Regions from separate parts of the Homo sapiens genome. Here region 2 is linked to region 1. A link is a contact called in ENCODE Hi-C or POLR2A ChIA-PET data. All regions are on one chromosome and are shown on one strand. The core of a region is the stretch at or near the end of the contact, and the rest is flanking DNA. Distances in the headings are between cores, read along the strand shown.

Evidence for each region. Hi-C counts contacts between places; a loop is a spot of excess contacts on that map. ChIA-PET counts read pairs that join two places held with the same protein, here RNA polymerase II (POLR2A). Pooled maps may share reads with other maps.
Region 2: a loop to region 1 is called in a pooled map, with 2.6 times the contacts of the local background. The contact joins two enhancer-like sites. A Hi-C loop is called at or near these places in 3 of 50 pooled maps. POLR2A ChIA-PET finds 5 or more read pairs at or near these places in 3 of 52 experiments (A549, Panc1 and T-cell).

Annotation. Positions count from the first base shown.
Region 1 is chr13:39,349,394-39,356,945 of GRCh38, forward strand. The region is part of intron 3 of LHFPL6 (LHFPL tetraspan subfamily member 6); the gene reads right to left. Among named protein-coding and RNA genes, the nearest start is that of LHFPL6, 250 kb to the right of the region's middle. Within about 2 kb of position 1,420, at least 3 of the 41 ENCODE cell types and tissues checked have a DNase peak (open chromatin) inside an H3K27ac peak, as active enhancers do.
Region 2 is chr13:39,448,834-39,455,812 of GRCh38, forward strand. All of the region lies in intron 2 of LHFPL6 (LHFPL tetraspan subfamily member 6), which reads right to left. Among named protein-coding and RNA genes, the nearest start is that of LHFPL6, 150 kb to the right of the region's middle. Within about 2 kb of position 3,343, at least 12 of the 41 ENCODE cell types and tissues checked have a DNase peak (open chromatin) inside an H3K27ac peak, as active enhancers do.

The DNA of each region.
Region 1 (7,552 bases), core at 170-2,669:
AAAATACTGTCATCCAACCCTGATTCTTGATTTTCTTCTTCCCTTCCTTTTTCCTTTCCTCGCTCCCTCTCTCAATTTATTCATTGATTCAACAAACATTCAGTGAGTGCCAGCTCCAACTATGAATGAATCACTGGGTACTGGGAGCTTTGTTGGGAATAATATAATTCCTGCTATCAAGAAGCTTATTGTCTAGTCAAGGAAATAAGCATTAAGCAATAATGAGACATTTCTATACTGATAATTGTGATATGTGCTTTGAAGAAAAAAATCCAGGATGCGAAGGCAGCATATTGCAAGTGATCTACGTAGTGCGGTCAGGTCAGTGAAAGAGAGCCTTAAATTAGAAGTGAGATCTAAGCCAAGACCTGCAGATGTTCAGGAGTGAGCCAAGCGTGAATGTGGGGGGCCAGGGAACAGTATGCTTGGAGTGAGGGGATGGGAAATATAATGGAGAAATGCAGACAGATTTGGGTCTTGCTAAAGTATTGCTCAAGTAAGAGATGGATCCCATTTTGGGTGTAAAGCAAGGGATGGGTTTGGGTATGACCACCTCTAGAGTTCGGAGCTTGAAGCCTGAAAATTCCCTCTTTGAAACTGTCATTTGTATTGTTGGGTAGGAATATGAGGTATTTAACAGTCACAAATAAATCTTAAGCTCCTGCTACCTGTTTTGCTATGTTATAGAAGCTGGAAACGCAGCCGGGAACAATACAGACAGAGTCTTTGGTCTCATGAAGCTTACTTTCCAGTTCATATCACTCACATCAGCTGTATTATTCTGAAACATTCCTTGTATATTACACATGTTTTGTAGAAATTCAGTTCAATGAAATAAACCAGATACAATAGGATTTTTTCATAAAACTATAAATGTGAAAGCAAAACATCCAGAATTCTGTGAGAGATTAAAGGTTTACCAGGCACAGGCTTGTCACTTTGAACTTCTCCAAAGGAAAAGGAAAAATAGATTTTTCTCTCTGAGCATGATCCTATTGTTAAAACCTATGTGCTCAATAACAAGAAATTAGCACCATGTTTTACAGTCATAGAAAAAAAGTGTTTCTGCATACTCTTCATGAGTAGTAATGAAACTAAATAAAACCAGGAAATACAGGGCCATTCTTCCATGGCCTCCCTCTATGCCTGTCATGGCAATAAATGCTTGTTATTATAATGCAAACAGAAAGCATTTTTCCAGAGGGCAAGTTTTGTCTGTGATCCTTTCAGGAAATTAGAGAAGGAAATCTGTTTAAACTTTCCCTTTTGCTCTCCGTAATGCTCCATCAAACAGGACTCCAAGCTTGCTTGGTTGGCAAATTACTGCTTTCAACAATGGGGAATACTATTCTTGACAGATAAAATAGAGGTTAATGGGACAGAAAGCAGCATACCATAGCCACCTGCCAAGTCGACAGAAAAAGACTGTGGCGGAATTCCAGGGCAGCCCCAGAGTAGAGATAGGGGTGGGGAGGGATGTTGCTGATTTCTTACGGTGGCTCAAATTAGTTTTTAGTATAGCTTTTGGAAGTGATAGAGACAGAAAGAGAGGTACAAAGAATCCAGTCTTATTACATATAACAATGGAATTCCAGTGATCGTTTCATCTTTTAAGGACACTGGAGTTTAACCTCTGCCTTTTCATTAATTTGTTCAATTAACAATTTGGAGCCTACCAAGTGTGACTGTCTGCTTATTTCAATGTTCTATTCGGGCACTCAGTATGATGACCTGATCACAACAACCGATACACATTTGTGGCATGAATGGATATCAGACGTTATACTTGTGCTAAGAATAGAAATACAAAATTAATCGTCATATAACAGCTGTCATATATAGACAGCAAGTGAAGGGCTACAAGTTATGAAGGGGTCTCTCCTTTAATCATTTTTGTCTAGGATCCTTGATCTGTTTATACTTTCCAACATTATTCTCACTTTGAAGATGCAGAAACTGAAGGATAAGTAACTTACCCATTATCTCAAATAAATAGCAAAGCTTGAACTCGGAACTTGGGTCAAACTGATTCCAGAGTTTTTTCCTGTGCTCAGATAATGTATAAAAAAAGATCTTAATCAAATGCATTTTTCTCATTTGTTAAATAGTACTTGTCTTGGCACTTATATGCCCGAGAAAAAAATAAAACATATTTTACCTTACCCCTTCAATTTGCCAGTCTTCTTAGAAGACTACATGCTGTTAAAGTGAACTAAATATGTCCTGGGAATAACTCTGTACTTCTATATTTGAGTCCTTGTGGATGAACTATAACCTAGCTTAATAGGCAGACAAGATTGAAAACCTAACTTAGGAGTACGCACCCGTAATAATTGCTGAGTCTTCGCCAGTCCCAGCAGCCATAGTTCAACCACTCATATACTGCTGAGTGTTCAAACTATATTCAAATAAAGCAAACACCAAACTGTACCCAATCCAGTTGTTTCTGTACCTCACTTCTGATTTTTGTATGTTACGTTCCTTTTTTGTCTATAAATTTGTACTGACCATGAGGCACCCCAGTAGTCTCTCTGAATCTGTTGTGATACAGGGGGGCTGCCTGATTTGCGAATTGTTCATTGCTCAATTAAACTCCTTTAAATTTAATTCAGCCAAAGTTTTACTTTGACAATGCCCATGTTCAACAGCATGGTTTCAATTGCTAAAGGTCTGCACCTTGCAAAGACTTGACAGCCCCAATTCCTGAGGCAATGAAACCACACTTGGCACCTTTGGCAATGCATCTTCTTTAAGGATGTGGAAATGTGATGTCTAAAATAAGCTTGCTTGAGGAACAGATAACTAATGCTACCTGCAGGAGAAACTGCCTCTAGATATGGTCCCAGACTGAATGTTTTTGACCCTACCTTGACTCTGTGTGAGCCCTAGCTGATTAAGAGCTTCAGCTCCTGGATACACTTTAGTTCCACTCCAGAGCTGCTGTCTGCCTATGAACCCTCAGAAGTTTGGCTGGTGCCACCATACCATCCTAACTTTCACCCAGAGACTCCATGGTAGCGCCCTCCACTGTGTACTGTATTGCTCTGGAAAGCGCAGCACAGGACACTGTAACTCGGGCAGTTCCTGCCCTCTGACTGCATGCCATTTATCACAAAACCTCCATGTTTACAGTTTCTTTTCTTGAACTTGAGCTCCATGGGATCCCCATTTCTCTTTCCCCACAAAGTCACTGCTGAGCACCCATAATGCCTTGTAGCCATAGTGTCTGAGTCAGGATATGATAAGCTGACTGACTTCATTTATCCAGGCAGAATATCTTTTGTCTGTGATATTTTGAAAATTTTAACATGTTAATATTTAAATGTAAAGTTTGGGTAAAAAAGGATACATATTAGATTGTATCCTTGTTGCTGTATTAATAATGAAGGCAGGAAGGTTGAAGGATCAGTAGAAAGAGGGAAAACATTTATATATATATATGTGTATATATATATAAATGTATATATATGTGTATATATATATATAAATGTATATATATGTGTATATATATATAAATGTATATATATATAAATGTATATATATGTGTGTATATATATATACATACATACACACACACACATATATATATATATATAATTTTTTTTTTTTTTTTGAGACAGAGTCTCAGTCTGTCTCCCAGGCTGGAGTGCAATGGCGCTCACTGCAACCTCTGCTTCCTCCCAGGTTCAAGGTATTCTCCTGCCTCAGCCTCCCAAGTAGCTGGGATTACAGGTGTGTGCCACCATGCCCAGCTAATTTTTGTATTTTTAGTAGAGATGATGGGGTTTCACCATGTTGGCCTGGCTGGTCTCAAACTCCTGACCTCAGATAATCCAGCCGCCTCGGCCTTCCAAAGTGCTGAGATTACAGGCGTAAGCCACCACGCCTGATCCTAAATAAAACTTTTAATGAGACAAGTAGTAAAAATGATTTGTCATATGCCTATAAAGAGAAGACCACCCAAACTTGGTTGGTGGGCAGAAAATGTAGAAGTAAAACGGCTGAGAGAAGAATGTTTGTGGGGTGTGGTGCTTTTTAAAAGCTACTTTGCGGCCGGGCGCGGTGGCTCATGCCTGTAATCCCAGCACTTTGGGAGGCTGAGGCGGGCAGATCACGAGGTCAGGAGATCGAGACCATCCTGGCTAACATGGTGAAACCCAGTCTCTACTAAAAAAAACCAAAAAATTAGCCAGGTGTGGTGTCATGCGCCTGTAGTCCCAGCTACTAGGGAGGCTGAGGCAGGAGAATCTCTTGAACCCGGGAGGCGGAGGTTGCAGTGAGCCGAGATTGTGCCACTGAACTCCAGCCTGGGCAACAGAACAAAAAACAAACAAACAAAAAAACTCCTGTTTCTTTATGTCTGCTTATTACAAAAAGTATAAACTCATATTGATTGTCAGGGCTGTCCTATACACAACTCCAAGGCGTCTATTTATTTTGCATTCTATGGGCTTCCTAATGGATGTGCCCTGGGGGTGAGGTGCTGCACACATGCATATAATGGGAATACCGCTCCCTGCACAGTATTCCCCAAAAGAATAGGTAGTGAGAAGGTGTGTGTAATGGTAGAATCTCACAAATCCCATGCATTGAGTCTATTTTCAAAATATCCCAGGAGGCCATCTTGATGCTTCCAAAGTCACCAGAGCAGCACTGCAGTGGGTGGGACCAGTATTTCCTCTCAAGAACTGCAGCTCTCCACTGCTGCTGTGAATGCACTGAAATATGAAAGAAGTGTGCCACTGAGTAAGAGCCTATCTGCCAGCCCTTACATGTATGCACCGTCCACTGGATTGCAGCCTGAATTACACCATCAAACAAAAATTCTTTCACCACACATCACTGGTGAAGTGCAGGAATCTAGCCACAAATAAAGATCCTGCACAGAGTCTTGGGCCTCTGAAAGCACCCAGAAGAAGCCAATTGACTGTACATGACATACACCACAGTCAAACCCTCAGACAAATAAAGAATATAAAAAAATAAAAAGCCCCACCCAAGCAACAACAATTTCAAAAAGATAAAAGAACACCAGCCCTCTCAGATGAAAAATAATCAGGCAAGAACTCTGGCAATTCAGAAAGTCAGAGGGTCTCCTTACTTCCAAATGACCGTACTAGCTCTCCGGAAATGGTTGCTAACCAGATTAAAATGGCTCAAATAACAGACACAGAATTCAGAATATGGATGGGAAAGAAGTTCAACAAGATTCAGCAGAAAGTTAAAATCCAACCCGAGGAAACCAGTAAAATAATCCAAGGAAACCAGTAAAATAATCCAAGAGATTAAAAAGACACGGCCATTTTAAGAAAGAACCAAACTGAACTTGTGAAATTGAAAAATTCACTGCACGAATTTCGTAATACAGTTGGAAGCATTAATAACAGAATAGACCAAGCTGAGGAAAGAATCTCAGAGCTCAAAGACCAGTCTGATGAATCAACTCATTCAGGAAAAAATAAAGAAAAAGGATGAAAAAGAATGAACAAAACCTTTGAGAAATATGGGACTATGGAAAGAGGCCACACCTACGACTCACTGGCATTTCTGAGAAAGAAGGAGAGAGAGTAAGCAATCTGGAAAACACAGTTGAGGATATAGTCTATGAAAATTTCCACAATCTCACTAGGGAAGTCAACATTCAAATTCAAAAAATTCTAAAAACCCCAGCAAGGTACCATACTAGATGCATAGTGATCAGACTCTCCAAGGTTGACATGAAAGAAAAAAATCTTAAAGGCCATTACATAAAAGGGTCAGGTCACTTACAAAGGGAGCCTCATCAGGCTAACAGCAGATTTCTTAGCAGAAAATTTACAAGCCAGGAGAGATTAGGGGCCTATTTTCAGTATCCTTAAAGGAAACAAATTCCAACCAAGAATTTCATTCTAGCCAAACTAAACTTCACAAGCAAAGGAGAAATAAAATCCTTCTTAGTGAAGCAAATGCTAAAGAAATTCATTACCACCAGACCAGCCTTACCAGATGTCCTTCCTCTAAACATGGAAATGAACGAGTAGTACCTGATACCACAAAAACACATTTAAGTACCTAGTACACATATCCTATAAAATAATCACACAATCAAGTATAAAACAACCAGCTAACAACATGATAACATGATCAAAACCTCACATATCAATATAAACCTTGAATGTAAATGGTACAAATGCCCCACTTAGAAGGTACAGAGTGGCAAGTTGGGTAAAACAAATAAGACCCAGCCATCTGCTGTCTTCAAGAGACCCATCTCACATGTAATAACAACCATGGGCTCAAAGTAAAGGGAGGAAGAAAGATGTATTGTGCAAATGGAAAACAAAAAAGAGCAGGGGTTGCTATTCTTATGTCCAATAAAACAGACTTCAAACCAACCACAGTGAACAAGGACAAAGAAGGGCATTACATAACGATAAAGGGTTCAATTCAACAAGAAGACTTAACTATCCTCAGTGTATAAACACCCAACATTAGAGCACCTCGATTAATAGAAGAAGCACTTCTAAACCCATGAAAAGATTTAGACAGTCACACAAAAATAGTGAGGGGTTTCAAGATCCCACTGACAGTGTTAGGCAGATCATTAAGGCAGAAAACCAAAAAAAGAAATTCTGGATTTAAACTCAACATGACCAATTTGACCTAACAGACACCTGCAGAATATTCCACTTAATGCACATTATTTTCATCTGTGCAAGGAACATATGCTAAGATTGACCACATGTTCAGCGATAAAGCACGTCTCAATAAATTTTTAAAAAGTAAAATCATACCAAGCACATTCTCTGACCATACTGAAATAAAAATAGAAATTGATACCATGAAGATCTCTCAAAACCACATAATTACATGAAAATTAACTTACTCCTGAATAACTTTTGCATAAACAATGAAATTAAGGCAGAAATTTAAAAAATCCTTTTAAATCAATGAAAACAGAGACACAACATAACAAAATATCTGAGATGCAGCAAAAGAAGTGTTGAGAGGACACTTTATAACGCAAAATGCCTACATCAAGAAGTTAGAAAGATCTCAAGTTAATAATCTAACATCATATCTGTGGGAAAAGAAAAACTAGAAAAAACTAACACCAAAGCAAACATAAGAAAACAAATAAATCACAGCAGAACTAAACAAAATTGAGATGTAAAAATTCATACAAAAGATCAATCAAACCAAAACTTGGTTCTTTGGAAGGATGCACATGATAGATAGACTGCTAGCTAGATTAACAAAGAAAAAGCGAGAGGATCCAAAACAGCACAATCAGAATTGACAAAGATGACATTATAACCAATCCCACAGAAATACGAAAGACTCTCACAAACTATTATGAACATCTCCATGCACACAAAGTCATTAATCTAGAGGAAATAGGTAAATTCCTGGAAACATACAACTTCTCAAGATTAAACAAGGAAGAAATTGAACCCTGAACAGACCAATAATGAGTTCTGAAATTGAATCAGAAACTTAAAAAGCTACCAATCAGGCTGGGCATGGTGGCTTGCACCAGTAATTCCAGCACTTTGGAAGGCCAAGGCTGGCA
Region 2 (6,979 bases), core at 2,093-4,592, 100 kb after region 1:
TCAGGACAAAACTAAGAGTAATATTCTACTTTGTAAAGGGGATTAGATTTGCAATGAAAGGAACTTACTGGGGAAACTGGCCAATTGAAAGCTGGCAAAACAATGTGAGCAGATGCATTAGAAGTCATCTGATCTGGGGAGCTAATCCCAATGCTGTCAGACCTTCTAAAACTGCCTCAACCATGTCAATGCACAAATGGAAACTTATTGCTAGTCTGCAGCTTTAATAGGGCAAGGGAGGTGCTACTGGCCTCACAAGCCAGGGAAGCTTTTCCACTGCATCTCGGCTGCATGGGCCTCCAGCACTCACAGATACAGACGTCCACATCAACTGTAAACTGACCCTCTGTTCTGAATGACCAGTGATATTCCTCACTACATTTCACGACAGTTACTTGAAATATGCACTAAACACATATGTGTAAAATGTACTTAAATGGCAAACCAAAGAATTAACACCTGATTCTAAATCTGACAAATTAATAAAGTAATATTTACTTATACGGTTATAAAAGGTTAGTGTTATAATAAAAAATGTCCTCATTTGTCCTGGTCAAGGGTGTGAATGGATATGAAATAAGAAAATATGAAAAAGTAGTATTGATAGGAAAAGTATTTTCCAACATTGCAATTGTTATGATTTTCCCACAATATTATTTACAGAAGTAGATTTACAATTTTGCCATTTGAAAAATATTGTAACTGTGAAATAGTTAACATTCAGTTTAAAGTTTGGGATTTAAAATGAGCCTAAATTGACGAAACAGACTGCCTTACCTTTAATTTATATGATGGAACTTGTTTTCAGGACAGAATATAAGATATACAGATTGAGCCAAATCATCTAAGCAATTAAGATTTCATTATTGTGGATACCACTGGAGCCCACACTGAAAACTGAGTGCTATTAACCTAAAGATTTAAAGTCACGATATCTGTGACTCAGTTGCCAAGTCCATCCAAGGTCAATGGTTAAGAGTTCAATGATTCTGAAAGTAGCAAAAAAAAAAAAAAAAGGAATTTCAAACTAAGATTGAATAGTTTGCTAATTTCCACAGCTCTGCATCAGACTTACCTTCCCTGGCTTCTTCTTATAACATCTCCTTTATCCACAAATACTCATCTGACAATCTCATATATTTGGAACACAACTGAGAATCAATTAGCCAAGTCACAAAAGTCAAGCCATCAAATTCTTTGCTCTGTCTTGGAGGAGAAACTCATACACCATCAATTTTACAGATTATTTGCTTTTATGCTTTACCTAAAAATATTACAAATTTGGCAACCTGTTTTCTAAATCTCTAAAGAGTCTAAATTTCTAAAGAATGTTAGAAGCCATAAATAAATGGGGTTAGTACTTGTTATAGGTTCTATGAGAGCAGAGATACAATAGTAGACAAAATAGAAAATCTGTCAAAACTGACTAAAGCTTAAAAAGCACAATAGTCTGGGGATACTGCAGTGAGAACCAATATAACTCAATAGGTCCTGCTGGCATCATGGTACTGCATTCATAGTAGAAGAGTTGATGTTCATTCTGATGTCTGATTCATTCAGAAAGTTCCTATTTTGTTTGGTTTAGTCAGTTTAATGAGTTATGAAAGTACTAATTCATTTTAGAAAGCTATCCATTTAAAAGGCTTAAAACAATATGTATGTGTATGTGGGTGTGTGGGTGTGAGATATCTACCTAGATATGGCTATATAAAGAGATATCTGTGTCTCTCTCTATCTATCCATGCTTAGATTCTAAGAACTTCAAGCTGATTTTGCCTACACTCAGTAGGTGCTGCTAGTACACCCAGGTGTACTAAGTGGGTGGCTTCTTGATTTGAACCACTAAATAGTGGGGTTTTGGTAGGTCTGAACCAAGTGAATTCCGTTTCTGTAGGTCAAAAACAGTCAAATATCAGTCATTTCATATGGCTCCAGCTAATGTTATTATGGGCCATTTTGTGATATGTATAATATTCCCATACAGTATTTTACTTAGCTGAATTATAAAATTAAATTAGACTATAAACATACAGTAACTGAGCAGTAGGGACCCTGAACTGCAAAGAAAAATGTGATTAATGTCACAATAGAAGTAAAAATAATAAAACAAAACCTGATATTTAAGAGTTCACATATTAGGACCCTCAATTACCACAAATTTACCACGAAGAGTTTTATTCTAACTCACAATAATACTAGGTAATATTTTATTTCTACTCTCCGGAAGATAGCTGGATTGTAAACACCAGTTGCTGGCTTATGATTGCCCAGGAAATGTGCACTGAAGCTAAAATGGAAACTTGTCAGGTTTTTCTCCCAGTCATGAGATCCATTTTGTTTGTTTATTTATTTATTAAGGGGGAGATGTGTGATTAAAAATAGTTTACAGAGTCAATGGAAGATACTATTAAGTTTGTTCATATTTCTGTTAAAAACAAGAAAACCTGAACTTTTGTTTTATTCTGCAGCAACTAAGATATTGGGTGATTAACAATGGGTAAAGGAAAAACATCAATTGGCAGTATGATTTTATTATAAGTAAATTTATTTCCAAGCTGGGAATATGCTTTGTGATTTCAGAAGATCAGGGTTTATAATCATTGTTAACCTTGCTGAGAAACAGTTGGCCTGTAGCCAACCTATTACATAACCTAGCCAAAGAAAGAAAACTGTTTCACAAAAAGCCACTAAATCAAACTCGCACTATTGTTGGCTATTAAATGAGCTTGTTTTGAACTCAAATGTATGCTCTTCAGAAGATTAAAGTAGTATGTTTAGAAAGTACATAAAAGCTGTTTATAACAAAGCAGGGTCTTATAATGATAGTTTAATTCCTTACATGTCCTATCAGCATATGTCTCTACTGTTAATATTTTCTTTTTAATAAGTCTCATAAAGTAGGTTGAGCCAAATAGATTCTCCTTTCCTGGTCTTTTTTAAAGCATTATCAAGTTACACCCTTTACTAATATTCCTAAAGATCTAAAGATTCTAGTATATATTCAAGTAATTCCTGTTAAATATTGTGAGAAAAATCCTATCTAAGCATAGTAATAAAACTATAGAAAGCAGAAGTGTAAAACTACAGGAAATATGTGTGTGTGTGTGTGTGTGTGCGCATGCACGTGCATAAGACAAGCTTAAAAACTATTTTTGGACCAGGGCCATGAACTGAATGAATATGATCTTCATCAAGGCCCAAGAGGAACCTTACACTTTAAAGGAACAAAAACTTTCTATGGACAATTTGTTATGTACAGCTACATCAAGGTTAAAAAAAAAAAGGATATAACAGAGAGTTTAAATGAGGTCAACAGAATTACACCAGCTGGTCCCACTCCCCACTGGGCTGCGGAGGGAAGTGAAGCAATCCACAGGACACAGGTTTAATCCAGACAAGGCTTCACAGAAAAAGAAAATCAACACAGCACATTGCACTGAAAAACAATCTTCAGCCGGTCCAGATTATGGAGTACTAGGAGGACTCCATATTTGAAATGTTTGCCCTTCAAAGAGAAACTCTTACATACTAAGCCAGTTAGCCCAGGTTTTGATACAAATCACCAAATTCAGAAATACAGACTTCAACTTAGAGAAGAGAAAGGGAGGAGGGGGTCATACATTTTGGTGAAAGCAAATGGAAAACCACAATTGCCTATGTTACGATAATGCCTTAAAAATGTAAAGTGGAGCAGTAGGGAGATGCTCCTCCCTTTCTTCACAGATCCCAGTGCTGTCTCACATGGAGTGTGGGGTGACAGGAGGACTTTGTGCAGGGCTCTGCTAGACTCATTATGATGATACCCAGACACCGGGTGTCTCACACACATTCCTCTTCTGCTGCCTCATTCAAACACCACAATTAAGATGCTGAAGACTGTAATTCAAGCTAAAGGAAGAGCCGCAAGAATAATGGCCAATGCATAAATTTAGATGTGAAAAACAGACATATCCATTGATAGTATTATTGGGACAGCCACTCCATTTAAAAATAGGGCATCCTAGTCTTTTTCCCTTTATAATGCTCTCCTCTTGCTTAGCTGGCTCTGTTCTCTATAGTTCTGTACCATCCTCTGGTTTTGTCCATCTGTCTCAGTTTCCTTCCCCCAGAGATAGTGATAGAGATTGTTACTTTTGCCAGAGGCAGCCTGGAATAAACTGAGATGCCAGGAACAAAGAGGCCTCCCTGGAATCCTGACCTTTCAAAAGCTTTTTATGAACACTTGAGATAGAGAGAAGCCTGCTGACTTCACTCACCTGCATATACCAGACAGAAGAACACAGAAGGCCGTTCTTTTTTTGGCCTTACCCTGAGAGTTGAGGTCATTCTTGCCCCTAATAGAATACATTTTCACTGGCTTTACTTGAAAAACTACATTTAAGTGATGGCATGGCAGTTACGGCTGAAAATAAGCCTAGTTTATTCAAATAAAATAAGCAACATTTCATTGAATTTACATTAGAGCAAAAAATAAAATGAAAGGTAGCATCAGGCAAATTAAGAGGATGAATGAAGCTATATCAATGTTAGGCTTATGTAGTATTTCTACTGTGAGTAGCCTTGAAGTATATCATGATGGGCATTTAACTCATGCAGTACCTTTTGCCTAAAAATAGAGAACCCTTTATCTCAAAAAGCAAATAAAATACTTTGTGTCATGTTTTTATAATGTTGAGATTTGTAAAAACTTATATTGATTATCTCATTTAAATTTCATTAAAATATTCAACATTGGCAAGGCAAGTATTAGTACCCCAGCTAAGGAATCCAGACTGATAGAAGCAGCAGCTAAGTGAAAATCAGGCCACGCTATTGGTAAGGGAGTGTTTCTACTTCCACCTCATGACTAACTACCTGATATAAAGTGAGTCCCTTGCCTTCCCTGGGCAGGTAGTCCATTCATTTGTTCTTTAACTCAACAGCATGGGTGTGAGTTGAACAAGACAGACAAATTACTGCAATGTGTATCATGACTGGAGAAAGAATTCAACAAGCAAGTCGTGTGTGATATGGTTAAGGAAAAGAAGAATCTAACTTTCTCTTCAATGCAGTTCTAGCCCATCGGCCACCTGAGAGCAATGGGATAAGGCCAAAGTCAAGGTCAGGCTCAGGGGTTTTGAGTGTATACGTGGACTTCCTAAGATACACTTCGATTGAGTTCTTTTATTGCATCCCCTAGGCAAATGCAATTGATTTCAGAATTATTGATTGTTTTGGATGTTCCAACCCAGTTTCCCTTCATACTTGGGGATAATCAAGAGCTGATTTCTGATTCTCAAGAAAAATGGAGAATTTAAGGAATATTAGATCTCAAACTATCGGTATAATCTTCTAATTTGTCTCATTATAAAGTATTCTATTTCTATAGGACAGGTTAATAATCCAGAAAAATGAAACTAAGATGATCAAAACCTGTAGTTAATACTTTAAAATACAATCCAACACCATTTAATCTTCTGAGTTGGTGACACTCCAATTTCTTCTCTCTAACGTTTCCTTAAGAGTTGTAATTGGGGCCGGGCGCGGTGGCTCACGCCTGTAATCCCAGCACTTTGGGAGGCCGAGGCGGGCGGATCATGAGGTCAGGAGATCGAGACCATCCCGGCTAAAACGGTGAAACCCCGTCTCTACTAAAAATACAAAAAATTAGCCGGGCGTAGTGGCGGGCGCCTGTAGTCCCAGCTACTTGGGAGGCTGAGGCAGGAGAATGGCGTGAACCCGGGAGGCGGAGCTTACAGTGAGCCGAGATCCCGCCACTGCACTCCAGCCTGGGCGACAGAGCGAGACTCCGTCTCAAAAAAAAAAAAAAAAAAAAAAAAAAAAGAGTTGTAATCAAAGGATGCCTGGGTAAGAGCTGGGTTTGGTTTTGGTACTTAGGTCTTTTGGTAATTCCATTTTAGCACCACTGAATTATCATTAGTGCTTTAAAGAGCTGCCTTTTGTGGATAGAATGAATTATTATACATATTCATCATTTTTGTCTTCCTACTGATACATTTAAGGAGTGGAGATACAATATTTTCATCCAATAGGTCACAATGCATATAATTGCTGACATTTTAAATGCATCTGGAAAAATAAATGTTACTATATTATTGTAGATTATAGAGTGTCCTTCACTTTTTTACTTTTATTATTTCCACTTTGGAGATTCTGTCAATAAAAGTCAAGTGCCATTCCACCCTGTGAGGGTACAGGGAGAAGAAGCTGTCTTTCAATCAGAAAATGGGCCCTCACCAGACACTAAATCTGCTTGTACATGGGTCATGGGCTTCCCAATCTCCAGAATTGTGAGAAATAAAGTTTTGTTGTTTAGAAGCCCCCAACTCCCTCGAAAAAAACCAAGTCAAGTGGTTTCAGCTGTTTCATGTTTAAATCATTTAACAAAATGTTCTGGGCGCCCAGAGCATGCAGAATACTCCCCCTAAAGCAGCTACAGCCGGGCCGGCGGCAACCCCTCATCCTGACCTGAAAACTGGGTTAGTCATGGAAGAACACAGGGAGTGAAAAAGTTGAAATTTCACAGCATGCTCTGAAATAACGGAATATAAAGGTACACACTGCTCCCATCAAAGGAGAAAAGGTGTGGTTTTATTTCCACATACCATCAATATTTTTAGCATAAAAATACCTAAATCATTTGAATACCAAATCCCATCTTCCATTTTGTCAAAAATAATGACCTTTATTCTAAATTGCCAAGAGTTTCATTAGTTCTAGAGAGAGCAGAAATGCTTAGTGCAGCACCAATGACTCCTGCTCAGAAGCCTAAGGAAGAGAAATGCCTTATGAGGACAATAACCTGATTTTATTTCACTTGGGAACAAGGCTTTTGAGTCTCTTGTTGCTTCTCACAGTTAACGTAATGTATTTATCAGATGCTGCGAAGCGATTACTTCATCTGCTCCAGTCATCAGAGGCAAATAAGATTACCATGTGAGACAGCAGAGAAAGGAACTTGTTTTTTCTAACCACATTA